Regions from separate parts of the Mus musculus genome. Here regions 1 and 2 are each linked to region 3. Evidence: chromatin loops called from intact Hi-C (ENCODE). Cell type or tissue: left cerebral cortex. All regions are shown on one strand. Each heading gives the region's core, and the rest is flanking DNA. Links, peaks and the distances in the headings are about the cores only.

The links. A loop is a pair of places that touch in the nucleus more often than their neighbours do. Peaks named below come from ENCODE experiments on the same cell type or tissue, not always from the same donor. Only the 100,000 strongest peaks of a DNase experiment are listed, where the experiment ranks them.
Region 1: it touches region 3 in a loop (4-fold over the local background); 2 of 42 quality-filtered maps call a loop at or near these places.
Region 2: it touches region 3 in a loop (4-fold over the local background); 3 of 42 quality-filtered maps call a loop at or near these places.

Annotation. Positions count from the first base shown.
Region 1 is chr10:12,992,144-13,002,194 of GRCm38, forward strand. No RefSeq gene overlaps it. Among named protein-coding and RNA genes, the nearest start is that of Sf3b5, 11 kb to the right of the region's middle. In left cerebral cortex, for the core only: a CTCF peak has its summit at 5,163 (motif pointing left); a DNase peak (open chromatin) is centred at 5,156.
Region 2 is chr10:11,836,468-11,846,518 of GRCm38, forward strand. No RefSeq gene overlaps it. Among named protein-coding and RNA genes, the nearest start is that of Gm22546, 190 kb to the left of the region's middle. In left cerebral cortex, for the core only: a CTCF peak has its summit at 4,869 (motif pointing right); DNase peaks (open chromatin) are centred at 4,844 and 5,201.
Region 3 is chr10:11,444,582-11,454,632 of GRCm38, forward strand. It overlaps Epm2a (epilepsy, progressive myoclonic epilepsy, type 2 gene alpha), which reads left to right. Exons shown (of 4, transcript NM_010146.2): 3 at 4,061-4,302. Among named protein-coding and RNA genes, the nearest start is that of Epm2a, 110 kb to the left of the region's middle. In left cerebral cortex, for the core only: a CTCF peak has its summit at 5,501 (motif pointing right); DNase peaks (open chromatin) are centred at 5,537, 6,354, 6,758, 7,157 and 1 more place; H3K4me3 peaks cover 372 bases; H3K27ac peaks cover 597 bases.

The DNA of each region.
Region 1 (10,051 bases), core at 2,768-7,767, 1.5 Mb after region 3:
CCCAGGGCACAGGCACAGAGCCCCGCCTACCACCACACAGTGGTGGGAGGAGGAAGACAGACAGAGACCTGCCCTCCAGCACACAGCACAGGCAGGCCATAGACATCCTTTTGCCAGAGGATATCACCCAGGATCCCACCAGCTGTGTGGCCAACCTGCAGCAGGAGCCACCGCAGTATGTAAGTATGTGGTGGATGGATGGGAGAGAAAGGGAAGTGGAGCGGCCTGAGCATTGTGAAGAGAGATGGAACTGGACTCTCGAGGAGAGAGAGGATTATTAGTCTGTTGAGGCTCCAGCCTGAGCTGCCACTGAGGGTCGTGAATTGGTCCTTAGCTATGCAGTGGTAGGGGTTGGTGTTGATGTCCATATATTATGGCTCATGTTATTGTTGTTGATCCAATTTAAACTTACCCCCATCTAGCTTACAGATGAATGAGAGTCAGACTATGGTTAATTTATTTGGCTTTGACAATTACTGGGGAGTAATCGCTAATCTACTCTGGAAAATGCTGGAAATATCACTAGACTTGCTCTAAAATTATATTACGGAGCGATAGTAACAAAGAACAGCATGGCCCTGACATATGGACCATCAGAATAGAAAGGAGGACCCAGAAATAAGCGGATACAGCTACAATTACCTATTTTTTGTCAATATATAAAAACCACACAACAAATATATACAAAACAAATACATCGTAATATATTTGCATACAAATGCACATACATAGGACAAAGACAGCCTGCTCAACAGCAGTTCAAAAACTATGTAAAAGAATAAAACTAGACTGATGTATCCAATGCTGCACAAAAATTAGTTAAAGGCAAAAAACAGGAATAATATGTCAAGACAAAGGATTAGATAAGGATTTTCTAAAAGAGATTTCAATAATAGGGGAAATAATCCCAAGAATTGACAAATGGCGTTACACAATATTAAAAGTTTATGCATGGTGAAGGAAAAGCTTATCAGAGTGAAAGTTCAGCGTAGAATAGAGAAAATTCTGCCAGCTATGCATCCAACAAGAGATTACTGTCTATATAAGGAACTGCAGAAAAATTAAACGCCAAACCAAAACAAAAAATAAAATCAAACCATCTAATCACTAAATGGGCTAATGAAGAAAATAATAGTTCTCAAAGAAAGAAACACAAACAGCTAATAATCACATCCTTGGCCATCAGGGAAATGCAAATTAAAGCTCTTGTGGGATAGCTGTTGTGAGAAGGCTCGCACGAGTCAAAATGCTCATTACGGAAACAAGCCACTGCGAATGCTGGTGAGGGTGTGGAGAGAAGGCAGTCCTTAGACACCTCTGGCGGTACAGGCGCTGAGAGTCAATGCGAAGGTTCCCAACCAACTAAACAGAGACCCACCTCCCAGGCACACACCCTAACGTCTCTATACCTCACTGTGGAGACATTTGCACGCTTATCTTTATTGCTATACTGTTCACAGCCGCTAAGAAGTGGAAGCAGCCCAGATACCCATCAGCAGATGAGACGGTAGAGAAAACGTGGCAGAAATGCACGATGAAACTTCATTTTCCTGGAAAGGAAAGCGAAACTACAGCATTTACAGAAAAGTGGCTGAAAGGAGAGATCACTATGGTGAGTGTGGGCTAGTGGAGCTGACAAACGCAACAAGTTGGTGAAGTGTGCATGTGTGCGTGCGTGCGTGCGTGCGTGCGTGCGTGCGTGCGTGCGTGGAGCCATAAGTTTAGAAAGGTCTCATAGAGAAAAGAAAAGAAAGAGGTCTTATGGGAGGCCAATGGGGAAAGATGATGGGGGTGGGCAATGGAACCCATGTGATATGAAAGCACAAACGAGGGCTTTTAGAGGAGGAAGGCGAACAGCAGGTTTGGTGCGGCCAGATGAGAGGAAGCAGTAGGAGAGGGGCTGAGAAAGGAAGCGGGGCGTGGTGGCCACCATGCCTTTAATCTCAGCACTTGGGAGGCAGAGACAGGTGGATTTCTGAGTTCGAGGACAGCCTAGTCTACAAAGTGAGTTCCAGGACAGCCAGGACTACACAGAGAAACCCTGTCTGGAAAAAAGAAAGCAAAACAAAAAAGGGCAATGAATGAAAATGCCGCACTGGACTCCATCCCTTGGTTCTGCGATGTGAAAATTCACACAATGTGTAATCTGTTGATAAACCACAGGTTTCTGCTTACACAACATTAAATTTAACAATTAAAGTTACTGTGGTGCTTTGAATATGCTTGGCCCCGGGACTAGCTGCCTGGAAGTCAGTCTTCTCTTGGATCCCTTTGGAACACGATGTAGAACTCTCAGCTCCATCTCCAACTGCCGTGCTTTGGCCATGATGATAATGGACAGAACCTCCGAATCTGTAAACTTGCCCCAGTTAAGTGTTGCCACGGGCATGGTGTCTCTTCACAGCAATGGAAACGCTGAGACAGACAGCCATCCTTCTCCTTTTACAGAAATCCTTCAGCCGTGTGTGTGTGTGTGTGTGTGTGTGTGTGTGAGACATTCTCCTGAATGAACGATCTCATCATTATGATGTATACTGTGGTCCTGTGGTCAGTCTCATCTCAGCCTGGACTTGACTTTTGAGTGTGGACTGAATGACAAGTTCAATCTCATCTTTGAATTTATTTATTTATTTATTCATTGGTACACAATTGTTCTTTCATTGCTCATAAAAATTGCGTTTTCTGTCTCTTAGTGAGCCTTTCTCACAGATTCAGCATTTATGTGTGGCCTGTTTCATATTCTCATTCCTGAAATATAGAAGCACTATTAATTTCTTACATTGATTTTTATCTTCGGCAACCACCCTTAAATATGTTAAACTGCATTAAAGGGTTTAATATATTTAATTTATTTTTAGCGTTATAAATGGTTGACCAAGCAAGCACAGAATTCTAACAAGCAAGGCCTTCCAGAACATCTCATCCAAGGCTCTTACGAGTCCAAATTTAACTTAGGAATTTATTGAGTTCATTTCTCTTAAATATTAGAATGTCCCACACATCCTTGTTCACAGCATTGTCCTAAGCCTGAAATTCTAAGTCCATTAGCCTCCTCTGAGAGTTGAAACCCACGACATTTGTTAGAACCTGCTTTATGTTTAACTGTTTCAAACATGAACGGAGTATCCCCAAACCTGGCGTGAATGCGTGGAGCTGGCAGTGTGATTTCATCCACCGTCTTCGTATCTGCTCATGCGTCTTCCCTTATATGTGGAACACTCAGGACAGGGTATGTGCACCAACCCTGCATGGAGTCACAGGGCCCATTTTAGGACATAGACGACGCCCTGGAGCAGGTCCTGGTTACCAAGTACAGTCTCTGACCATGAGGTTCTTTGCCACTAATAAAGGATGTCTTTTCTCTGTCTGTCTTTCTGAGCTCACAAGATCAACAGCCTATCTCACTGAACTTCCCAGGGTACAGTACCTGCTCAGCTATGTGAATCAACGAAGCATCCTTCGGAGAGAGGAGCCAGGCTTGTAAAAGGGCTTTGGGCACTTTGGGTTTGGGACTCGTGTTTTAAAACGGGCTGAACGTGTTTGAAGCGACAGCTGGTGGACGAGAGAGCAGGGTGTGGCAGTTTTTTAGAAAGGGTGCAGTTAGTTGGGGTCGGGTACTGCAGCGGTGGGTGAGACATCCGGAACATGGCCAATGCTCACCTTGTTCTCAAGGCAGAGTGTGGGTAAAGCCGAGGCAAAAGCGCAGGCTCCCGCCCTTCTGAACATTCCCAGCAAAACGATCAAAGCAAAACGCAAGGATCGCCTTGGCTAAGGAAGCCACACAAAAGCAGAGAAGAAAGGACTGGACAGAGCGAGGATGTAGCCCGTGCAGTAGAGCGCTTGCCCAGCACTGTACAATCCCCTGCGGTTGATCCTCAGCACACCGTAAACAGGGCAAGCTGGTACATTTACATAGCCTGGGCTACATGAGACCTTGTCTCAAAACAATTTTTTTTTTAAATAAAAAGAACAAAACAAAAAACAAAGGAATTACAATGCTAGAAGACCCCAAAGGTGGGGTTCTGCCTGAGATATTTTTACATACCTAACAATGAATCACTTTCTCAACTTACTAAGCAGTTAACTTGTGGCTCTTGGTTGAGGCTGTCCACCCTACCCCTTCCCACCCCTGAGGCAGATGTTGATCCAGAAGTGGAGAGACTTGAAATTGCTTTGCTAGAGACTTCTGTAAGCTAAAGAAGAATGTCCAAGACTGGGCAGGGAAGCGTCCAGTGTGGTTGAGCCATGGCCACGTAGGGCAGTCCATTCCACCTCCAAATTCCTTTCTGACCTAAAGCTCCAGTAAACAAATTATAAAGAATGTTTAGTGCTTAGAAAAATTGTAAGGGCTAAGACCAGGAAGTTCTGAAGCAAGCACAAAATTCCCTGTCTTCCTGGACCTTGTATTCTAATCAGGGAGACAAATGGGTACACGTGTGTTAAACGTGTGTGTGCTGGTAGTGGGCGCTCAAGGAAAAGCCAGGTTTAGGAGAAAAGGGGCTGATTGCACCTTTACATCCTTTAGCCTGAAATGGCCTCTGTTGCTGGCTCTGACCTCCTCCAGGGGCAAGCGGTCAACCTGCTCCAGCTTTTTCAGAGCCTCTTTGAGAGTCCTCTGACTCCAGAGCGTGTCTGGAATGCTCTTCCAGAATTCCTGTCATTGTTGGCCTGCTTTTACCTGTAAGATGTGTAAAGTGGCACCTTCCAGAACGTTTCTCCTAATCCGCTCCCCTCAATGCGCCCCGCCCCCCTTCATGTGGCTCCTGTTTATCCCTCTGCTTAAAGTACTCGTGGTCGAATCTCATTCCACCACCAAGCCATGCAGACACACACACACACACACACACACACACACACACACACTCTCACACACCGAAACCAAAACTCATGAAGAAAGAGACTCCATAACCCCATTGTCACTGAAATCCCATAATACCGCGCTGTCTAACTAAATATAAAACTTCAAAACTCCGGTGTAATAGTTGTACGATGATACGGAAATCATTCCTTCTTCGTTAGCTATGAGTCTCAGCTCGTTGCCTTTAAACACTCAGCTAACCAAAGTCTGACCTGTAGCACCCCAGTCACTAGCACTTTTCTGGCCTCTTCTGGTTGGGTAACTGGTTGGATCACCAGTCTGTGCGCCCACTTTGTGTTGTTTTGGCGCCCCCTAGTGTCAAGCATTATTGCAACACCTGTACAAAGTGAAAGTCTTTTTATTTTTTTTTTTTTTTTGCTTTTTTTTTTTTTTTTTTTTTTTTTTGGCCTAATAAGATGATTTTATTTATTTTTTTTTTTTATGGAACTTTTTTTTTTTTATTAGGTATTTAGCTCATTTACATTTCCAATGCTATACCAAAAGTCCCCCTTACCCACCCACCCCCACTCCCCTACCCACCCACTCCCCCCCTTTGGCCCTGGCGTTCCCCTGTACCGGGGCACACAAAGTCTGCGTGTCCAATGGGCCTCTCTTTCCAGTGATGGCCGACTAGGCCATCTTTTGATACAAATGCAGCTAGAGTCAAGAGCTCAGGGGTACTGGTTAGTTCATAATGTTGTTCCACCTATAGGGTTGAAGATCCCTTTAGCTCCTTGGGTACTTTCTCTAGCTCCTCCATTGGGAGCCCTGTGATCCATCCATTAGCTGACTGTGAGCATCCACTTCTGTGTTTGCTAGGCCCCGGCATAGTCTCACAAGAGACAGCTACATCTGGGTCCTTTCAGTAAAATCTTGCTAGTGTATGCAATGGTGTCAGCATTTGGAAGCTGATTATGGGGTGGATCCCTGGATATGGCAGTCTCTACATGGTCCATCCTTTCATCTCAGCTCCATACTTTGTTTCTGTAACTCCTTCCATGGGTGTTTTGTTCCCACTTCTAAGGAGGGGCATAGTGTCCACACTTCAGTCTTCATTTTTCTTGAGTTTCATGTGTTTAGGAAATTGTATCTTATATCGTGGGTATCCTAGGTTTTGGGCTAGTATCCACTTATCAGTGAGTACATATTGTGTGAGTTCCTTTGTGATTGTGTTACCTCACTCAGGATGATGCTCTCCAGGTCCATCCATTTGGCTAGGAATTTCATAAATTCATTCTTTTTAATAGCTGAGTAGTACTCCATTGTGTAGATGTACCACATTTTCTGTATCCATTCCTCTGTTGAGGGGCATCTGGGTTCTTTCCAGTTTCTGGCTATTATAAATAAGGCTGCTATGAACATAGTGGAGCATGTGTCTTTCTTACCAGTTGGGGCTTCTTCTGGATATATGCCCAGGAGAGGTATTGCTGGATCCTCCGGTAGTACTATGTCCAATTTTCTGAGGAACCGCCAGACTGATTTCCAGAGTGGTTGTACAAGCCTGCAATCCCACCAACAATGGAGGAGTGTTCCTCTTTCTCCACATCCTCGCCAGCATCTGCTGTCACCTGAATTTTTGATCTTAGCCATTCTCACTGGTGTGAGGTGGAATCTCAGGGTTGTTTTGATTTGCATTTCCCTGATGATTAAGGATGTTGAACATTTTTTCAGGTGCTTCTCTGCCATTCGGTATTCCTCAGGTGAGAATTCTTTGTTCAGTTCTGAGCCCCATTTTTTAAGGGGGTTATTTGATTTTCTGAGGTCCACCTTCTTGAGTTCTTTATATATGTTGGATATTAGTCCCCTATCTGATTTAGGATAGGTAAAGATCCTTTCCCAGTCTGTTGGTGGTCTTTTTGTCTTATAGACAGTGTCTTTTGCCTTGCAGAAACTTTGGAGTTTCATTAGGTCCCATTTGTCAATTCTCGATCTTACAGCACAAGCCATTGCTGTTCTGTTCAGGAATTTTTCCCCTGTGCCCATATCTTCAAGGCTTTTCCCCACTTTCTCCTCTATAAGTTTCAGTGTCTCTGGTTTTATGTGAAGTTCCTTGATCCACTTAGATTTGACCTTAGTACAAGGAGATAAGTATGGATCGATTCGCATTCTTCTACATGATAACAACCAGTTGTGCCAGCACCAATTGTTGAAAATGCTGTCTTTCTTCCACTGGATGGTTTTGGCTCCCTTGTCGAAGATCAAGTGACCATAGGTGTGTGGGTTCATTTCTGGGTCTTCAATTCTATTCCATTGGTCCACTTGTCTGTCTCTATACCAGTACCATGCAGTTTTTATCACAATTGCTCTGTAGTAAAGCTTTAGGTCAGGCATGGTGATTCCACCAGAGGTTCTTTTATCCTTGAGAAGAGTTTTTGCTATCCTCGGTTTTTTGTTATTCCAGATGAATTTGCAAATTGCTCCTTCTAATTCGTTGAAGAATTGAGTTGGAATTTTAATGGGGATTGCATTGAATCTGTAGATTGCTTTTGGCAAGATAGCCATTTTTACAATGTTGGTCCTGCCAATCCATGAGCATGGGAGATCTTTCCATCTTCTGAGATCTTCTTTAATTTCTTTCTTCAGGGACTTGAAGTTTTTATCATATAGATCTTTCACTTCCTTCGTTAGAGTCACGCCGAGATATTTTATATTATTTGTGGCTATTGAGAAGGGTGTTGTTTCCCTAATTTCTTTCTCAGCCTGTTTATTCTTTGTGTAGAGAAAGGCCATTGACTTGTTTGAGTTAATTTTATATCCAGCTACTTCACCGAAGCTGTTTATCAGGTTTAGGAGTTCTCTGTTGGAATTTTTAGGGTCACTTATATATACTATCATATCATCTGCAAAAAGTGATATTTTGACTTCCTCTTTTCCAATTTGTATCCCCTTGATCTCCTTTTGTTGTCGAATTGCTCTGGCTAATACTTCAAGTACTATGTTGAAAAGGTAGGGAGAAAGTGGGCAGCCTTGTCTAGTCCCTGATTTTAGTGGGATTGCTTCCAGCTTCTCTCCATTTACTTTGATGTTGGCTACTGGTTTGCTGTAGATTGCTTTTATCATGTTTAGGTATTGGCCTTGAATTCCTGATCTTTCCAGAACTTTTATCATGAATGGGTGTTGGATCTTGTCAAATGCTTTTTCTGCATCTAACGAGATGATCATGTGGTTTTTGTCTTTGAGTTTGTTTATATAATGGATTACATTGATGGATTTTCGTATATTAAACCATCCCTGCATCCCTGGAATAAAACCTACTTGGTCAGGATGGATGATTGCTTTAATGTGTTCTTGGATTCGGTTAGCGAGAATTTTATTAAGAATTTTTGCATCGATGTTCATAAGAGAAATTGGTCTGAAGTTCTCTATCTTTGTTGGATCTTTCTGTGGTTTAGGTATCAGAGTAATAGTGGCTTCATAAAATGAGTTGGGTAGAATACCTTCTACTTCTATCTTGTGAAAAAGTTTGTGCAGAACTGGAGTTAGATCTTCTTTGAAGGTCTGATAGAACTCTGCACTAAACCCGTCTGGTCCTGGGCTTTTTTTGGCTGGGAGACTATTAATAACTGCTTCTATTTCTTTAGGGGATATGGGACTGTTTAGAAGGTCAACTTGATCCTGATTCAACTTTGGTACCTGGTATCTGTCCAGAAATTTGTCCATTTCGTCCAGGTTTTCCAGTTTTGTTGAGTATAGCCTTTTGTAGAAGGATCTGATGGTGTTTTGGATTTCTTCAGGATCTGTTGTTATGTCTCCCTTTTCATTTCTGATTTTGTTAATTAGGATTTTGTCCCTGTGCCCTTTAGTGAGTCTAGCTAAGGGTTTATCTATCTTGTTGATTTTCTCAAAGAACCAACTCCTCGTTTGGTTAATTCTTTGAATAGTTCTTCTTGTTTCCACTTGGTTGATTTCACCCCTGAGTTTGATTATTTCCTGCCGTCTACTCCTCTTGGGTGAATTTGCTTCCTTTTTTTCTAGAGCTTTTAGATGTGTTGTCAAGCTGCTAGTATGTGCTCTCTCCCGTTTTTTCTTGAAGGCACTCATAGCTATGAGTTTCCCTCTTAGAAATGCTTTCATTGTGTCCCAAAGGTTTGGGTACGTTGTGGCTTCATTTTCATTAAACTCTAAAAAGTCTTTAATTTCTTTCTTTATTCCTTCCTTGACCAAGGTATCATTGAGAAGAGTGTTGTTCAGTTTCCATGTGAATGTTGGCTTTCTGTTATTTATTTTGTTATTGAAGATCAGCCTTAGTGCATGGTGATCTGATAGGATACATGGGACAATTTCAATATTTTTGAATCTGTTGAGGCCTGATTTGTGACCTATTATGTGGTCAATTTTGGAGAAGGTACCATGAGGTGCTGAGAAGAAGGTATATCCTTTTGTTTTAGGATAAAATGTTCTGTAGATATCTGTCAGATCCATTTGTTTCATCACTTCTGTTAGTTTCAGTGTGTCCCTGTTTAGTTTCTGTTTCCATGATCTGTCCATTGGTGAAAGTGGTGTGTTGAAGTCTCCCACTATTATTGTGTGAGGCGCAATGTGTGCTTTGAGCTTTACTAAAGTTTCTTTAGTGAATGTGGCTGCTCTTGTATTTGGAGCATAGATATTCAGAATTGAGAGTTCCTCTTGGAGGATTTTACCTTTGATGAGAATGAAGTGTCCCTCCTTGTCTTTTTTGATGACTTTGGGTTGGAAGTCAATCTTATCAGATATTAGGATGGCTACTCCTGCTTGTTTCTTCATACCATTTGCTTGGAAAATTGTTTTCCAGCCTTTCATTCTGAGGTAGTGTCTATCTTTTTCTCTGAGATGAGTTTCCTGTAAGCAGCAAAATGTTGGGTCTTGTTTGTGTAGCCAGTTTGTTAGTCTATGTCTTTTTATTGGCGAGTTGAGACCATTGATGTTAAGAGATATTAAGGAAAAGTAATTGTTGCTTCCTGTTATTTTAGTTGTTAAAGGTGTCATTCTGTTCTTGTGGCTGTCTTCTTTTAGGTTTGTTGAGGGATTACCTTCTTGTTTTTTCTAGGGCGTTGTTCCCGTTCTTGTATTGGTTTTTTTCTGTTATTATCCTTTGAAGGGCTGGATTCGTGGAGAGATAATGCGTGAATTTGGTTTTGTCGTGGAATACTTTGGTTTCTCCCTCTATGATAATTGAGAGTTTGGCTGGGTATAGTAGCCTGGGCTGCAGTTTGT
Region 2 (10,051 bases), core at 2,532-7,531, 390 kb after region 3:
CTGAACTCCAGAAATTCATAGTTCAGGGCAGGGAAATCTACAGCAGATACACAGTGTGTGTGCATATGATAATGAAAAAAAGACCGTGCTGCTGAAGAGACCTCAAGATTACTGGGAAGGACTATCAGCTAAGTTCTCTACCTACCTTTTGAAATGGTAGACTAAGAACAGGCTTTGTAATGGGGAGACAGAAGCAGGAATTTTTTAAATACTTTATGAATGGACCTCTCACATCTCTACTGAGAGCAATAAGAAAAGACAATACGGTAGTCTAAAGTTTTTTAAATTAAAAATTACATTTATATATTATATATTTATTATATCACATATAATGTATCATGTATATGTGTCATATGTCATATGTCAATAACTAATTGAATTATAATATTATATTATGTATTATAATATATGACATATTTATTTATATACATAGTTGTTGCTTGAATGCACGTTTGTGCATGTGTGCATCCCTGTTGCCCACAGAGGCCAGAAAGGAATGTTGAGTTATACATGGTTACTGTTAGTTAAGTTTTAACCCTGGGAATAATGGTTGTGGTACCTACTTAACAATCAAAGCAGACTTGGCCTGCAGGTTCTCTTTGCATCCCTCAGTCTGTAACTATCACAGGGCCCTCCTGACTGGCCTAGCTCCATCCCCTATCCTGTACTCTCTAGCCCAGGAGCTGAACTGCCCTTCCTTATATAACCCAATCATTTCGGTTACCTTGTCTTTTCCTCTAATCTCTTTTGGGCCTCCTGGCTGCTGCACCTGGTTCCCCTCTCTTCCCTCTCCCAGGCCCTATCCCTCCTTACAGAGCTCAGGATCATGTCCATTCTGGACTCTCTTAGATGTCTCCACCTCTGGCTATGCTCTTCCACATATGTATTATGAACTTTCTCTTGCACCATTTGTAAGAGACGTCCTTCCCTTCCCTTCCCTTCCCTTCCCTTCCCTTCCCTTCCCTTCCCTTCCCTTCCCTTCCCTTCCCTTCCCTTCCCTTCCCTTCCCTTCCCTTCCCTTCCCTTCCCTTCCCTTCCCTTCCTTTTTTTTCATTCAGTTATGATCTGCTATGTGGATGCTGGGAAGTGGACCCAGGTTGTCTTGGGTTCAGTGTTCTTTACCATTAGCCACCTCTCCAGCCAGCTTAGAAGTTTTAATATCACGGATTTGCTCTCTTTGCCTTTCTTTTCCTTGTTACAAGGAGTGGGATTGATTTTATTCTTAAAATCCTCAGAAATTATTTGACAATAAAAGGCCATGACTGGACAGGTAGGTCAGAGACTTCCCAGTGTAAATTCTCATAATGGCTCTGCAAAGATGAGGGGTGTGTTGAGCAGTTTTTTGAAGCAGTGCTTCATTATGACCTTCCATATCTTGTGAAGCAGGGCAACATTCGTTTACCTGGACTGCACTTAAGGTCGGTTCTGACTCTACCACCAGCAACTGAAACAATGCTAACATGTTGGATTCGGTGATATTGTACCTAATCTCCCTCAGGACAACTGCCTGCAAATTATCCAGTAGGATGTCAAAAAGTCTCTGAACTTAAGGAGCAGATAGATGTGTGGTGGTAATAAGATTTCTCCCAACTATGTTGGGAGCAGATGAAAGGAACTTGTCTTAAGCACTGCCATTTTGACTTCAGATTCCATTATACCTAAGCTGACCTGTTACCAACACCCTCTCGAAACAACAATAGTTACCCAAAATGCAATGCCTGTTCCAAACCACAGTGGGGGGGTGGGGGGGCTGGGGAATTTGGGTTGGTTGGGCAAAAATACTTACATTCAATCTCACTTAACACTTGGGAAAGTCTCTAATCCCTATGTTCTGATTGGTAAAAATTATAACTATAACTTGTCTGTTTATTTTTATTTTTATTTTTGAAGGTTTTATGCTTGTAAACAATGTATCAGCTCCCAGAAGAAACATGGCTCTGGAGTCCTTGTCTGGTAGCCCTGATGGATCTGTGACTCTGCTTATATAGTGGGAATATAAAAGATCGTGTTGATTCAGGAGTCCACTGGTGTATTGTCTCCCTTTCCTCATGGCGCACAACAGACACGGTGCAACAAATGGAGACAGCATATCTGCAACCGCTTGGCTGCAATTGGAGGGTTCCTCTAACCCTCCTGTTTTATCAGGCTTAGGGGAAGTAGCACCATTGTAGTAACTGACACTGAAGCAATCTTGCAGGCATCAGTCAGACCTGAAAGCTCCAACGGATTAACACTGACTTTGCTCCAGTCACTCTCAAAAGTTTAGATTTCTTCCCCAACTGACTGTTTACCAGTTTCCACAGAGGTCTCCCGTGTTGGGGGATGTTCTCAGTCACTGTGATCTTGCCTTGTCCAGGTCCAGGAGATCAGCCAACTTTCAGGGATAGCCCTGACGAGAACTGCCACTGAAGATTTTGATCTTCCCCATCCTGGGTGTCTCTGCTTGGTGCTCCTTGCTCAGTGCTCCTTGCTCAGTGCTCCTTGCTCAGTGCTCCTTGCTCAGTGCTCCTTGCTGCTGAGGAGCCAGGAAGCAGAGTGAGCCCAGAGACATGAACTTACAGCTTCACACTGCTGCTCTGCCATCTCCTTTGTGTAAAGAAACAGGAGGGAAAAGATGCTTAAAAATGAGGAGCTCTGCCCTCAATCTTTGTTGCGCTCTGTGGTAGACAGAGTATGGGGGTGAAAGAGAATGGAGGAACCTTTACCTGAAGGCACTTCAAGGCTAACAATGTCCTCAGGCATGAGCTGAACTCAGTAAGAACTAGGTAAAGAAGACCACATCCCCAAAGGAGACAGGTTTATCAGAGACAGACGTCCCTGACTTATTCTGCTTTTCAGTGAGTTGGCTTCAGGAATGTTCCTGCCTGCGTTTGACGGAATGGGAATGGATTAGGTTCAGCTATCGTCAGTGGCACACAGTTCTAATGTTTCAGCTTACCTGTCCCTGCTCTTCAGCATAGCACTCTGCTTTTCAGCCTTGGCTTCGGCTTTCTCTTCAGCAAGGTTTCTTTTTTTTTTTTTTTTTTTATATTTTTTTTTCCATTTTTTATTAGGTATTTAACTCATTTACATTTCCAATGCTATACCAAAAGTCCCCCATTCAGCAAGGTTTCTATGTGGATTTGCATCTTCAGGATCTCAGTTTTTATTCTGTGTCATTGACAGTAGTAACCAGCAAGGTGCTAGCTGCGGAGTGAGTGTTCAGTTAATATATGATTGAGCTACACATATACCTTGTATAGAAATAAGCCCGTGCACACACATGCTGGACCGGCTATACATTAGAAAGCGAAGGATCTGGGTTTTTATTAGAAACTTTTTTGTGTGTTTAAATTAAATCAATGGCTTGTAAAATTTCACCTTTGCTCTTACTTCCTCCTCACCTCCTTGCAATCTGAGACATAGAAAACATAAGTAGTTGCCCTGGAGACAATTGCTGAGCACTAGAGGGTCCATCCAAGAACAGCAGTGAGAGCTGCTATGTTAGACAACATCAACAGTGTGCAATAATCTCTTTGCTTTCAATAAAATTGGGGCTGATAATCATCTTATTTATACTAAGCTCCACAACTTGTTAGGATTTTGAGATGATAATACACTTGTTGGGAAATAGTCACTGACTCCAGGACAATCCCCAGAGTCCTAGTCCTAGCCTCAGCTACCCCATCTCAGGCTCTGCACCTTTGAGAACCTTTCCTAATAAGCCATTGTGGTTTGACTACTAATGTCCTCTCAGGCTCATGTGATGAACACTTGATTCCCAGACAGTGGTATTATCTTGGAAGGATCTCCAAACTTTAGAAGTGGAGATCTAGCTGGAAAAAAAAAATCAGACAATGAGGGTTTGAGTCCTTGGGAGGTTTTGTTCCTTGGCCTTTCCTGTCCTTCTGTCCTCTCTTGCCCCCTCCTTTCTTTCTCTCTCTCTCCCTCGCCCTCCTCCTTCCTTCTCTCTCTTTCTCTTTCTCTCCTCCTCCTGCCCCTTCTTCTTTCTCTTCCCTTTCCCTTTCTCCTTCCTCCTCCTCTTTATCATCTGCCTCCTCCTCCTCTTTCTCCTTCTCCTCTTGCTACTTCTTGCCTCTGTCAGGCGGGTAAGTTACCCTACTATATACTGTAGCTAGTATGGCACTACCATGGTGATCTGCTCTAGCTCGGAATCAGTGGAGTTACATGTGAACTAAAATTTTGAAACTATGAGTTAAATCAAGTCCTTCTCATATTACATTGTTTTCTGGATCTTGTGATTATAGAGACAGAAAAGCAAACAACACAGTAGCAGACGCAAGTTAACAGCTTCCTAGTCAAGCCAGGCCCAGCACTGTGGCTCTAGCTGGCAACTGGTACCTGTGGTGGCTCTACCAGCTGTCAATCCAGTGAGTCTCATTTGACAGTATTTCTCAAAGTGACAAACTAGTCTGATTCAGGCATGTGTGAAACCCTCCCAAGACTATTCTCTTTGAATTATCAGGTAACATTAGAAACTCAATTATTTAGTTTAACAGTAAACATTTCAGCCTCTCTTGAAAGATTGAGGGTCCTAGGGAAGCTAGCCTTTCATTCCCTCCCGAAAACTCACAGAGTAAGCAGGGCGATAACTTCTCACTTCAGCCAGCGTATGTGCTCTCAGCTCAGCAACACCACCTCCCTTCCTGTTCACTGAAAGAGCTGAGAGTTTTAACCTTCATAGCTTTGACTCCGTGCATCTTGACTTTGCTCTGGCTGGTTCAATAAGAACTTCACATCCCACTGCTTGGTTCTAGACTTACAGGTCATTTAGTCTGACCACGCTCCTGCTGTGCCTCCTGACTCATTTGTAAATCTGGTGCTAGTAGTCGGCTCCGTTTTCTTCTACCTCAAGGTGGCACATTTGGACTTTGCAGACCTGAAGTGTGGGCAATTTAATCCCTGTGATACCCAAGTTCCACAGAAGCAAACCTAGAATGGAAGAGGAATTTGAACACTAATCTTAATATTAATTACCAATTATAGACAGGAATAAATTTGGGACTGCCGCTAAATATATTTGTTTCGTAAGTGAAAAAAAAAATTCTGTCTTCCACAGGAAAACTGCTGCTGCCAATTATGTTGCTATTTCTGTGGAGGAATTGCTTCAGCAGGGGCAGGCCCAGGGGTTCTACCCACTCAGATGCTATTTTCTCCCTTAATTGTGACTGCCACCTGCCTGTTGGTGAATTCACAGCTATACCAACAAACAAGAACATTCGAAAGTCACACGCAACCGGAGATCTTGCCTCAGTTTTGGCTCATGGCATTAACACACCACCTCAAGCATAGTTGCCTAAAATAGCTGCTCTTACTTGCTCATGCTTGCGTGACTCACCATCTCTGAAGGAGCAGTCATCCGATGCCATCACCTGGCAGTGGGATAGTGGCCCTTTTCGTGTCTCTGTCAATTATCATCTCTCTGAGCAGTGGGGCTTCTCTAGGCTTCTTGGTATGGTGGTTTCTGAGAGGCCAAAGAATGAGAGATTTTGTGATGAAGGGTCTGCTATATTCTATTGCCAAAAATCAAGTCATAAGGCCAGGCTATACTCAAATCATGGGGAAACAAAGTGTTAACATTCTTGATAGGGGAACAGGGGTCACATGGTATGTATTCAGATCTGAGCTGTCATCATCCTCTTTGCAACAATAATAGAACTGAATCTGAGGCTGGAACTGATAAGGGGATAGGGTCTGCTCTAATGGAAGAAAGAGATTCTGACTGAAAATGACGATAATCTATTGGGAATCTTGTACATTATAAAAAGGTTTTAATAGGATGGGAAATGTAAAGTCAAGATAGACTGTAAAGAGATTCTTGCTTGAAATTCACCAGGAAACCATAGAGGTGAAAAGAAAGAGAGAAATGAAAAATGAAAGATGGGAGGAAGAGCTTCTGGGTCTGGGAGAGCAAAAGCAAGGGACTGTGAACTTCCTGAAGCAGTCATCAACTGTTTGCTCCAATGTGGTCCAGTCACATCCTGCCCTGACTCAGCCCAAAGCTTATCCTGGATTTTCCAATCTACCACTTCTGCTTTCTCTCTCTCCCAAGTTCGGGAACTTCTCTAGACCAGTGGCCATGAGACATACAGACAACATCTAAGTTTCTTCTTCATTCTAGATACTGCAATGTGGAAATGAGTTTTATATACCTTTAAATAATATTATTCCTTTATGAATAAGTATAGTATTCTCGTTACAAAAATTTGAATTTGCCATTAAAGATACACAGAAAAGAAAACAGGGACATAGAGAGATAGAACCTGAACTGAAAAGTCCGAGTGAAGCCTGAATCCTCTAGACCCTCAGACCTCTTCTTGCCTGCTCACAGAAACATCAGCTGTTACGTGCCCTCTGAATGATCAAAAAGTTCAATATGACTCTGATTAGCAAGTGAGAAATATAGACTGAAATGTACCTTGACTAAAATAGCAAAGAAGCGGGGCAGGTCATATAAGCAGTTAACAACACCATTGCCATAGAAACAAGAAGCAATAGTAAGCAGACACCAGGTAGTACTTGTTGTAAGACATTGAGTTATGACATCTTGATTTTGACAACACTCACACACCTTGCCACAGCAGTGAAGGCATTAAAATGAAGCAGAGATTGAAAACTGGATGTATCTGCATCTCTTAGTGATCCTGAAGTGAACGAGGAAGGTGGCTGAGGAAAAAAGCCCTTGGAAGGAGAGCATTTACCACCATGGGGGAAGGTGGCTTTCAGATGGCTTGCCCCATGCCTAGCTTCTGTACATGAAAGTCACCATGTAGGCTATATTTATCTTATTTGTGCTTCATCATTTCCATTGAGAAAACCGAAGAAGCATAATTGGTTGATCTCAACAGTTTGAACTCTCACTTTGTGTGCTATATATAGACATACCTCATCTACTGATTCTATGCATGTCGTGTGTCTGTGTAACATTTGAAACAACTGCTGTACTCATTAGCCAGAAACCATTCACCATCACCATCTACACTCTAGACATCAATGGTATCTCTGAGTTCTAGACACTGGTATCTGGTAACATTAGGGAGGGTCTAACTGTCATTTTAAATCTGAAATGTCTCCTATAGGCTTATATTTTTGAATGTGTTATCCACAGCTTGTGGCTCTATTTAAAGAGCTGTAGCATCTTGAAGAGGTTAGGCCTCGATGCCCGCAGGACACTACTAAAAGACTCTAGGGACTATAACTATTCCTGGTTTTCATGTTTTCTGCTTCCAGATCTACTAAGATATAAGTTCTCTCTGCTACGTGTTCCCACTGAAATCTTTCTGAAACAGTGAGCCAAAATACCCCCCCTTTACCATCTAAATGATTTGTGTCATATAGTAGTCACAGCAAGATTAAAGTAATTGAGACAGACACTTGCCTGAAGCTGGGATGGCCAGCTGTTCTTTAGACTCTTAAGCCTCTAGTAACTCCACTTATCATATAGTGTCTTGTGTAAAAAGTAATTTGCACACATCCGACCATTCAACAGTGTTCTGCATTAAGAGATAAAGATGATGTTACCTAGCTACTAGGAAAATCATTTGAAGCAGTTTTTGATGTTGGTTTTCTTGACTATTACCTAAGCCACCCAGATGGACAGGAGGAGGTAGTTAGCTGAAGAAAAAGAATTTCTTTCTAGACGCTGCAGCTATGCTAACCTAGAGTTTGAGAATGTTTTTATAGAAAACATTTTCATCATATACAATTATTTCTGATTTGAGTTTATTTTGGTCATCAGAAGGAAATCCTGTCTATTATCCTGTCTCTTCTTTCCAACTATTAAATAGATTACTCTGAATATAAATCCCTTAGAACAAGTAAGGTTAATGGATTACGGAAAGAAAAATGGGATGTTCCCTGATATATTACAAAGAATTTTATGATTTAACCACAAATTTTGCTGGACACGTCAGTTCTTCATCATTAATGTCAGGAAAGAAACGCCACAGTGACTCACAAGAGTTTCTCCTACATATGTAAGGCTCCTTATATTCTCCAAAGATGGATTTGGAAACTTCCAGACTCTGTACTTTCATAAATCATTGTTTTATTTCATTTAGCTCAATTTTCCAGAGAAGGCATGTGCACAGAAAATTAGTAAAAATATAATTAGAATCTATTGATTTGAAATGCTATATAAATTACTTTCTTATATTGAAGACACTTGTTATTGGTTGTTTTAGACATTATGCCCTCGCATTGTCCTTCTCATCTGTGTGTGTGCATGCAGGCATGTCAAGAAATGAGGCAAAGAGAGAGGCTTGTGAAAGGCTAAGTTCCATCTTTGCACATCAGAAACAGACAGGGACCTTCTGCCAGTCAGAAGCCTGCTCTGGACTCCAGAATGTGACTCTGGGCTGCTTTTAGGGGCTTTCATCTCACAAGTGGGTTGCCAGATAAAGCAGGCAGTCCTAGAGCCAGGTACCATATAATCAAGGTCTCAGATAAAGTCCTGCCTAACTGATGATTAATGGATGATAAATTATACCTTTCTTTAACCCATGCTAAAACTTTACAGAGGCACTGCATTGGGACACATCTTTTAGTTCATAGTTAGCAAACACTAAGTAACTTTCTCCAACAAAATATCCGCAGGATGAGGGGTATATTGAGAAAACCAACTACCCTCCGTCTCGCAAACTCATTCACAAGTGTGCACTGGAAGCAGGGGACAGATATGAATGAACACATTCCTGGTGAGTCGACTGCCCCACTCCCACCCCCCACCCTGCAGTTTGGAGTAGCACAGAGAGCAGACCAGTTTAGAACGAAATTACTGAAGTGACTGAGAATTGGATCGATGAGGAGGTAGCTACAATAAGTCCATCCCCTCCCAGAGAGACAGCTAAGATCACTTTAAAGAAAGTCTGATATGTGTCAGGGAAGAGATAGGCGTATAGGCAGGCAGCTGCTCCAAATAGGTCATTAATCAATACGAGTATCTGCCACTCAACCCAGCCCTGAGCCTTACCCTGCTTACCAGAGAAGAGTGTTCTCTGCTCTGGCACTTTTAACTCATGCCTCAGTCCTGTAAATAATCAATTCTTCAGCCAGCAAGGGAAACATAAAGCTTTGCTAGGACCCAGGAAGAAGAGGCATATGGTGTGTTGGTCTTGAATACTTCAGTGTGCAAAATTGCTTCCCACTTAGGGAGTCTATGTTGTGCTCTCAACGGAATTCACTTCCACCATCTGGAACAATAGCTCGGACTCTGTGTCAAAAGGAAATCCCCATGTGACTTGAGGGATGTATCTAAAGATTTTTTTGGTGGTGGGAGGTGGAGGAGAAATTAAGATTCTAAGTACACATTTTGAACAAGACTTGCTATTTGTGAGTGTGTGCTTCAGCACAGGATTTCCTATTATTTATTAGAAGCCCAAACTCAACCTATGTAAGGGCCACTTCTCTGACTTGGCTTATTATAGGGGAAATTGATGGCCACCAGCAGTCAGCCATATCATGACACCAGTCTGGAGAAGTTTATGGGTTGCCTACTGTAGGTAACGGGACAGAAAAGCTAGTTTCATGTTGAAACTTCACTTAGACTCAAGTAGAGCAGAGAAGTGGAAATGGAAATGTCATGTAGTATCTGAGTGTTATGATCTCGGCATGAGCACACTGGATGTCAGGGACCACTCTTAAATTGGTGTACTAAGTAAAGGGACAAAAACATTTAAAAAAAAGTTTGAAGTGTGTGCGAGCATTGTTGTCTTTGTGATCCTGTGCTGAAGTCTCAGTGGGAGTGGGAGGTACTGAAAAGAAAACCACCCTGTTGACTCAGATTATAAAGGAAGGACTCCAAAACAATAGATACCAAACTGAGCCATCCCCAGGAATCATGCTGGGAAAAGGGAAACACTGAAAAGCCCTTGGTCCAGAACACCAAAGGGCAGACCAACCTCCAGTGAGGAGTCCCCACACACTCCCTTCATCCTGCTTCTGATGAGGAAATGCCACATATTTCCAGTCATCTTCCCCTGGGAGGTAAATGACCTCATTCATGTTCCTTAGCTTTTGTTTGTTCTTTTCTATACAATTGGAACACTGTTAG
Region 3 (10,051 bases), core at 2,690-7,689:
GAGCAGGGTGAGGGGCGAGTGGATAGGGGATTTTCGGAGGGGAAACTAGGAAAGAGGATAACATTTGAAATGTAAATAAAGAAAACATCTAATAAGAAACGATGTAGTCTCAACGTAGTTTAAATTTGCATTTCCTTGTTAGCTAAGGATATTGCTCATTAAAAATTTAATTTTCTTAGCCATTTGTATTTCATCTTTTCAGAGCTTTCTGTTTTGTTCCATAGTCTGTTTTTAATTGGATTGTTTGTATACTTGACGTTTAGTGTTTTGAGTTTTTTGTATACTTTTACATATGACTATATACCAGCTATTCACCTAACCAATGTAGATTGTGAAAATAAATCTCTAGTTCCAATGCAAATTTCCTTTAAAAATTTTCCATAAGGACATGTCTACAAGAACCTAAGTAGAGAAAAAAAACCTTTCCTATCATGTAAATAGGACTTTAGTCTTAGAAAGTTGGTTATGTCTTTTGAGATGTTTCTACTGAGGATGAGAGATACCCGCATTTGAAGTGAGTGAGTTGTTTTCAAGTTCACATCAACAACAGCAAGAATTGTCAAAAAGAAGAAAGCAAAAATAAAATAAAATATAAAACAAAAGCAGACAAACAAACAAATAAAAACAAGACAGAAGAAAGGACAAAAGAAAGAAAGCCAACAGAGACTTCATACTAAAAATTAGGCAGCTGTTCTATACCTTGCAGCATTCAAGTGAAGAAGAGAGAGAAAAATGCAATCTTGGTCAGTATGATACTGTCATATTGGATGTTAGTATTAAGATCAAAATGAATTATGATTATAGCTTCACATAAACCGTCCTTCGCTCCTGTATGTCTGTGAGTACCTGATTCAAATAGAGTAGTACTAAATTGTAGCCATTTCGTGGAAAATTTCTGTGATTCAGTTAGTTTTAGAGCTATTCCAAAGATGAGCACATCAGAGGCTTAGAAATGGTTAATGACTTGGCTTATAGTCATATGACTCTTACCAAATACCATATGCCTTTCTGACTATATGTAGCATGATTTCTGTTATAGCTAAAAACATTAGAGTGTTTTTCAAATATCTAATATAGAACTTCTATTCTGCTGTAGATACTTCTTTTATTTATATGTACAATAAAATCTATTTGTTCTTAATATATATATATATATATATACATATATAAATACATAAATTAAGAACATATATATATATTTGTTTGTTTGTTTGTTTGCATGTATGTCTGTGCACCTTTTGTGTGATGCCCAAGAGGGCATCAGATACCCTGGAGCTGGAGTTACAGACTCTTGCTAGCTTTCAGATGGATGCTGAGAACTGAACCTGGGTCCCCTGCAAGAGCAGTAAGTGCTCTTAACCACTGGGCCATCTCTTCCACCACATATGTGTGTGTTTTAAACTATGATGTGAGCTACCATACTATTGTCAGAACAGCATGAACTATGAGCTTCAACATCCCCGGTGACTTTCTTCTGTTTAAAGGGGAAGGAGTCCAATGCTACTTTTATTCTTAAAAGCCAAGGGTTTTGTTTTTTTTTCCCCCACACGTGTGTTACTGACATTTTGGACGAGACAGTTCTTTGTTGTGGGTCCTGTCCTCTCTTCTTGTAGATACTGAGCAACACTACAGGTCTTAACTTGCCAGTGTAACAACCCAGAATATCTCATTAATATTGCCAAAACTGACTGGCCCAGCAGACCACCCCTGCTGTAAAGTCAACATGAAGAACCTTGCCGCAAATGCAACTCTCTGCTCAGTTTCTGTCTTGCATGTTACAGAGTTCAAACCATCTGTGACTTAGGTGTTGTCTTAGCAGAACAAGTCAGGCGCACCACTAAGGTAACATGCCCTTCGCTCTCTAGGGCAGCGGTCCTTGAGACTGTAACTGGTGTTCTAGATGGTGTCGTGAGCCCATTCACGGTCACTGCAGCAGGGAGGGAGAGCATGGAGAACCAGGCTTGCAGTTTCAAGTATACCCAGTGGGAGTGATACTTGGTGCTTCAGCTTGTTTAGCCACAAAAGCAAGCTGCACAGGACACATCTGAATTTGAAGCAGAGGGCATTTGGTTCTCCATGCTTAAAGGGAGTACCTGGAGTTACTGGTGAATCGCAGTGATGTGTATCGCAGTTAAGTCCTATATGAACTGATTCAGGACATTTGAGGTATAGTGTCTAGTCCTTGGTTCTGGAGAGCATGCATAAGTATGGAGTAAGTTACTATGTGAATAAGATTCTGCGAATATGAGAAAATATAATAAATTTATTATGCATACTGGTTTGTAAAATATTTACACTTTTGGTAATATTTCCATATATGACAATAGAGTTTTCAATTAACGGCTATGACAAGCTCTGTTTGTTTGTTTGTTTGTTTGTTTGTTTGCTTGTTTTCTGTCTTCCAGTAAACTTTTATTAATCTTTTAGGTTAAAAATATTTCTCATTGTCTTAGAATTTTTACACAAGAATCATTTTCTTTTCATTACTTTTCTCCTTGTATGCTGCAAATACAAAGAAAACTCTACTTGTGTTTCTCCCTCCTTAATCTTAATCTGAATGACTTAAATACATCACATAACTTGTGTAGTTGAGTCTCTAGGGAAGTGTTTCTCAAGATGTATAATTTGAATAAGCAAGGTCACCTGGGAAATGGTTGGAAATCTGAAATTCAATGGCAATATTCTCTCTCTCTTTCCTATCTATCAATCTATCTATCTATCTATCTATCTATCTATCTATCTATCTATCTATCTATCTATCTATCTCTTACTGATAGTTTTAAAGAAAACTGGTGAACTAAATGGAGAGCCCTTTAAGTGACCTTTGATCAACATATAGAAAAATGTTTGGGGCTAATGGACTTAAACTTGGTTTTGAGTTTATTTAACAGAAGTTTTCTGTTTCCCAAGTTTAGCTTGTTTTACAGGCCTTATACTGCTGGAAGAATTTTATGTAGTGATAAAGAATGATGGCTGTATTTTAGTATTTTTTTTTAATTTTGAAATTTGAGATGATTGTAGGTGGTTTCACATTTAATGTGTTTAGAATGAATTGATAGATTTTTTTTTTAAAGCTTAGATTCACTTCTTTTTTTTTGTTTATCTGTTTTATTTTCTTTTTTCCATTTTTTATTAGGTATTTAGCTCATTTACATTTCCAATGCTATACCAAAAGTCCCCCATACCCACCCACCGCCACTCCCCTACCCACCCACTCCCCCTTTTTGGCCCTGGCGTTCCCCTGTACTGGGGCATATAAAGTTTGCAAGTCCAATGGGCCTCTCTTTCCAATGATGGCTGACTAGGCCATCTTTTGATATATATGCAGCTAGAGTCAAGAGCTCAGGGGTACTGGTTATTTCATAATGTTGTTCCACCTATAGGGTTGCAGATCCCTTTAGCTCCTTGGGTACTTTCTCTAGCTCCTCCATTGGGAGCCCTGTGATCCATCCATTAGCTGACTGTGAGCATCCACTTCTGTGTTTGCTAGGCCCCGGCATAGTCTCACAAGAGACAGCTACATCTGGGTCCTTTCAATAAAATCTTGCTAGTGTATGCAATGGTGTCAGCATTTGGATGCTGATTATGGGGTGGATCCCTGGATATGGCAGTCTCTACATGGTCCATCCTTTCATCTCAGCTCCAAACTTTGACTCTGTAACTCCTTCCAAGGGTGTTTTGTTCCCAATTCTAAGGAGGGGCATAGTGTCCACACTTCAGTCTTCATTCTTCTTGAGTTTCATGTGTTTAGCAAATTGTGAATTGATAGATTTTGTGTAACATTCATAGAGCACATACAACATGTTGAGTTTATTTTCATATGTTCCTAGATTTAGTTTCTATGTCCACTTCCTGTTGTGCTTGTTGATATCATAATAAGTTTTCCTGAAGCAGTAAAACAAGTAGTTTTAAAAACTAGTATTATTTCTTATATACTTAAAAAAAATCCAGCCTTATCAGATTGGAAGATGAATTGTACTTCAATAGCATATGTTGTATGCAGATGCTGAGAACTCAAGTTAGAACCTTAGTAATGGTTGACCCCGTATGTTCTTTCTAGAATTCTACCAAATATCTGGCTGGGTAGCTGCCCTCGCCAACTGGAACATGTGACCATCAAACTGAAGCATGAACTGGGAGTTACAGCTGTCATGAATTTCCAGACTGAATGGGATATCATCCAGAATTCTTCAGGCTGCAACCGCTACCCTGAACCCATGACTCCAGACACCATGATGAAGCTGTATAAGGAAGAAGGCTTGTCCTACATCTGGATGCCCACTCCAGACATGAGCACTGAGGGTAAGGGCCAGAAGTAGCACTCGGATTCCTTGCTGAATTTGCTTCAGGGACCTGTTTGTCTTCCTCTCATCTATAACTGAATGTCTAAACTCTGAATTATAAAAGTGGAATCAACATAGGGATTTAGATTTAATATGCATTTAGACACTTTGACAGGATTCTGTTTAACGTGGCTTCATATATATGTGTGTATGGAGCATACAGTCCCTAAGGGATGGCAAGTCTTAATGAATGAACTAAAGTAGGGGTTTAAAAGCACAATGGGTTGGTTATAAAGACAGACAGATATTTTGGGGAGCTTGCGTAGATAATCTAGAAAGGCTTTTGAGGCCGTGATGCCTGAGGTACTGGGGAGTGGCTTTGCAGTGACTGGGGAGAGGGCACGAGGAAGAGGAGAGGATGGAAGAAATAGCGATGTAGAAGAATCTCTATGCCCTGATAGGATGTGGCACCTTGTAGGAACTGAAAGACCAGTGTGGCTAAAGAACTGAGAATATGAAAATACCCCCAGGACTTGAGCTACAGTAGCAAACGATGTTACATTGTCAGAATAGCTTCAGCAGGGAAAAAGGTGGGAAGCCGGGGAGGGTGGAGGTCCTTTTTGTTTTAGTTTGTTTACCAAAAGTATATCTATTGCTGCAGGAACAGCTTGCAGCTGGGTCTGGGAGTCCAGTGAGGTGGGTGTAGTAAGATGGGTAATAATCTGGAAGGTGAGGCCCTGGGCTGTGGGGAGGAGCATGGTAGTTAGTGAGGCAGCACTGACTGGGCAAGCATGCGAGACCAGTCTTTATGAATGGGTTATGCGGTCGGGTACAGCTGGGGAAGCAGGTGACTAAGTCATAGATGTGACATAGTATGTAAGCGGCAGTAAGGTAAGTTCAGAACCAATTACAGCGCAGAGAAGAGTGGACAATGAATGATGTGATGTGCTCTGGAGATTATGGCTTGTCTCTGACGGGGGCAGATAGGCAGACTACACGATTTCCGGGGCGTTTGAAGTGGGCCTGGCTTGGATGGGAGATGTGGGCAGAGAGAGGAAAATGAGAGGGCAAGGAGGAGCACAGACGAAGGCGCAGAAGCTCGGGCTTGTAGAAGAGCCGGCTATAGATGCAATAGACAGTTGCTGAAAAGCAGGTCTAACTTTTCCTTCCGGTAAAAGAGCCACCTCTCTACGACAGTATTAGTAACGTGTCAGCAGGGGGCAGCAGAGAGCTGTAGAGTGCATGGGTTTGGGGCGTTTGAAGATTTGCTCTTCTGGGTAAGAATGGCATTGAAGCCAGGCCAGGAAGCTCGAAAACGTTTCTCCCCATCCAGCTCTCTCTCGGTGTAATGCATGCTACGTCTCCACCCCTCTCATGAACGAAATGGATTAACTCGTCAGCTTCAGGGAAGATTCTAGGCAGACATTGTAGTCACCCCATTTTGCAGAGGAAAAGACAGGTACAAAATGGTTATGTAACTTAAGACTGAAATGTGGAAAGACATTCCACATTTCAGGGGTGTCATTCTGTGTCACAGAACTGCTCCCAAAGCCAGGCTGCGAAGCCGCAACTGCGCGTTTCTTTGTACGCTTCAGGCAGAGTCCCCAGACCCACGTAATTTCTGTTCTTTGTGTTCATGATTAGTTGCAAAGCTACGAACTGAGGGGACATAGCTTATCTCCCAGAAACCAGAGGTCTGTAAAACAGAACATCTTGAGGACCATAGGAAACCCATGTCACTGGCCACCTTGACACTTCAAAGACATCAGGTGGAATTTAAGGCATTTTCTTGAGGCTAAACCCCAAACCAGACAGAGTTTATATCAGCAGAGAGAAGGACAGCTTAGCTCTCTGGAGATCGTCTGTCTGGTTTTAAGACAGTCAAAGAATTGTTCGAGCCTTCAACTGTAGCACAGAGATTTTGATTTGGCGTCTATGGTTCTAATTCCACAGCATCATTGCCCACCTGGGTAAACAGGAGGGGACAGGCAGGCAGGGAGCAGTTGAGCCATTAATTCTGCTACTCCACCCTCCCCTTCCCATGCTCTGCTAACTGAAGGGTCCCAGGTCTAAAAGGGAATTTTCTCAGTAGTTTGGTTTCATCTTTCTGCTGGGAGCCATTGTAGTTGTATTCAAAGCATGGTTGTGGGGGGGTCACTGGGTCACCAGGTCAGGGTGTCTATGGCTATCTCCAATGCAGAGCTATCATAGCAACAGGAAGAGAGCCAAGAAGCCCACAACTGCCATAGCACAAACACTGACACCGAATAAAAGATTTGGTTCAGTTGGACCTTGACAGGTTATCAAAGAGTTAACCATTTCAGAGTGGCAGGGTGACTTTCTTCCAACAGATTAATCTATGTAGCTTATAATTATAGACCAATGCACATATAGATTCCCCCACCCGAGTATTTTTAGAACACCAGGGGGAGGGGGGTGGGATCTGTCTGGAAGCATTCTGAGCTGCTGCATAATGCTGTCAGGTGAAGTCTGGAAGGAGAGTCTGTTAGACTCAATTGTCATAGAGCGGCTGCAGTCAATTGTCCTATCGATCCTTCCTGTTGTACACTTTGTCATATAAGGACGACTAGCTTAGATATCTTCCTTTTCAGTTCTCCTTTTTAAAAAATGGCTCCTCTCTTTCACCTGGGGAATGAAAAAAAAAATCTCCAAGTCAAAGGAATAAACTGCGTTTGCTCATTAAACCCCCCTTCTCAGGGGGAAGTTCCATTGAGTGCTGCTCTCTGCTCTGTTCCTGTAACAGCTTAGCTCTTTCCTTCCCAGTGAGTTCTAAGATTCTGGGTGTTGCTTTGCTACCACGCTTCAGTCATTCTCTCACTCAGCAGACTCAGTTCATCTCTGCCTTTCTGCCATAACACTGACCTGGCAGTGCCTAAATACCTGGCAGGCTGGAGCCTGGTCGGCCTTGGGTAGCTTGTAGACGGGTCTATTCCTGTACTGGCCATCCAGGGATGGGATCTCTACTAACTAGATTATAATAGACTGTAAGATTAGTCACAAGCTTTAAAAAATATCTTATTACTTCTCTGAGAGTTTCATAAAATGTGTTTTGAACACACTCATCCACATGCCTCCCTGTAATTCCTTCTAGGTCCATCCTGCACCCTGGACTTCCGGTACCCTGCCCACTTTGTATTCTCTTTGTGTTTGTTTTGTAAATAAATCATGGTGTCCACTTTGTGCTGCCTATATGGTACAGGGCCATCCTCTGCAGCATGGTCAACCGACTGGAGACACTTTTGCAAAGAAAAGTGGCTCTCCCTGCTTAGAGCTGTCAAGTACCCATAGCCTTCAGTTAGGGGTGAGAGTTCTTTATGTTTCTACCAAAAGATGTTACAGATAGGATAGACCCTCATCTATCCATCTTGTTAAAGGTGGAAAACAAGACTTTCCAAGTGAAGTGCCAGTGTGCAGTTATGTATCGCCCCAGAGTAGGACAGGGAAGATGCACATGTATGCTGTGGACCTCTTCCTTGGCCAACCGTAGACAAAGCAAAGCAGCCCTGGAGAGGGTCTTGACCTCCCTTACCTCAGGCTCTAAAGAGTCGGGTGTTAAAAAGCTCTTCCGTTTCTAATAACCTTGGCTTGTTCAATCCCTGCTTCCCTTTCAGGGAGCTTTAGTTATCCCAGACTTAGATTAGCCTCTAGCAGGATAGGAGCAAAAGGTAGAACAGAGAATTCTAACATGTCAGATCAAACAAGTGAGATTGCCGTTCAGTTGTTAGGGAGGTATCTAATGCTTGTTGAGTGAGCATCTATGCCCAGTGCTTGTTTTAAATTCCAAGGACAGAAACACAGATGGTGGAGTGTTTTGCTTGACCTACATAAGGTTTACAATTTTTTTTTCAATTTAGTTAGCTGCATTTAAAATCTGGAATATTTTCCATAAAAAAAGAATCTGGGAACTGAGGAGATTGCTCAGCAGTTAAGAGTACTTGCTGCTCCTGCAGAGGACTCAGGCCGGCTTCCCAGCACCCACATGGTAGCTTGCAGCATGTAACTCCAGTTTCAGGGGATTCCACACCCTCTTCTGGTCTCTACCAGCATAGGACACATGTGTGTAAATGGAGAGAAACAATCGGTCTCCCTCCCTCCCTCCCTCCCTCCCTCCCTCCCTCCCTCCCTCCCTCCCTCCCTCCCTCCCTCTCTCCTTTCTTTCTTTCTTTGCCTTTTTTTTCTGTACTATTTAAGGCTGGAAACTTACCAAATTAATGCACGCATGCACTCACTCACTCACTCATTCACGCACTCATGCATAACTCACACAAAACTCAAGCATACACAGACTAAACCTGCCTTTTGGTGCTCTGGCTGGCATGGACTCTCTTGTACACTGCGGATCCTCCTTTCATTCCTTGGTGACTCAGGCTGTCTGCATGGGGGCCTTCGATGCACCAGGAAGACACTGCCGTCTCACAGGATCGCAGCCACTTAGAGGGACTTGTAAGAACACAGACTGAGATGAAGCAGAAGGTACCAGCAACCAAGCCAGCAACCAAGTGGATGGGGCAGGGGCACAGCACAGGGGCTAAGGTCCCAGCTTTGGAGTCAGACTGGCTGCAACGGAGTAGCCTCTTACAGATTTAATTGGAATGGATTAAAGTTCTCAGTTCCTTCATGGAAAAGTTGAGGATAAGAGATAACACCTGCTATAGGATTCTCCCAGATAGCCAAGACTTCTTCTCTAACTCCTAAGCTGTGGTCTTGCTTCTTTATTTATTGAAAGTAGATTTTTTTCATACAATATATTCAATTATGGGTTCCCCTACCCTGTTAAACTACCCCCCCACCTACCCAAACTCACAATCTTTCTCTCTTTCTCATTAGAAAAGAAACAGGAATCCAAACAAATAAAAGAACACAAAACAAACGAACAAGAATAGGACAAAACAAATAGGGAGAAAAGGCAGAGAAAAAAAGCACAAGAAATGCATGCAGACACAGGGACACACGTATTTGCACACAGAGAGAATGCATAGAAAAAAGACAAAACTGAAATCCGTAATATGTAAGCAAAGGTTCTGTAGGGTAAAAAGCAAACAGACAAACAACAAACAAACATCTCCTACAGTGTCACTGAGTTGGCTGAGCATGGGGGCTATCCTTAAGAGTGGTTTGGATACCCAGTGAGACTCCATCAGAGAAAAGTAATGGTTTTCTTTGGGAGCATTTATCAATTGGAGATAGATTCTGGGATAAGGTTGGGGTCTTGTGTCCACTTCTCTCAACACTGGAACCCCATCTGGGTTGGACCAGTACAGGCCCTGTGCATGCTGCCACAGTCTCAGAGGCTTCCTGTGTCTGTCAGTCCTGTGTCTGTAAGGGCTTGCTGGATGGCTTGTTTTCCATCCCCATGGCCTCCTGCAGTCTTTCTACCCATTTGATCCTCCTGTTCTAATCCCCTGTCCCCTCTATCCTCAGCTATCTATTCTCATTCTCCTTCCTAGGGAGATCCTTGCTTCCCCAACTAGTCCCTTCCTCTACACCTATCCTCTGTGGCTCTATAGATTGTAGCCCTGTATCCTGCTTTTCAAAAACTCAAGAGCTCACATTCACATATAAGAGAATATATACCATGCATACCATATTTTTCTTTTTGGGTCTGGATTACCTCACTCAGGATGATTTTTTTTTCTTCTATTTCCATCCACCTACCTAGGAATTTCACCATTTTCTTTTTAACAGCTAAATAATATTTCATGTGTGTTATTTCATTTTCTTTATGCATTTCTTCATTGGCTGACATC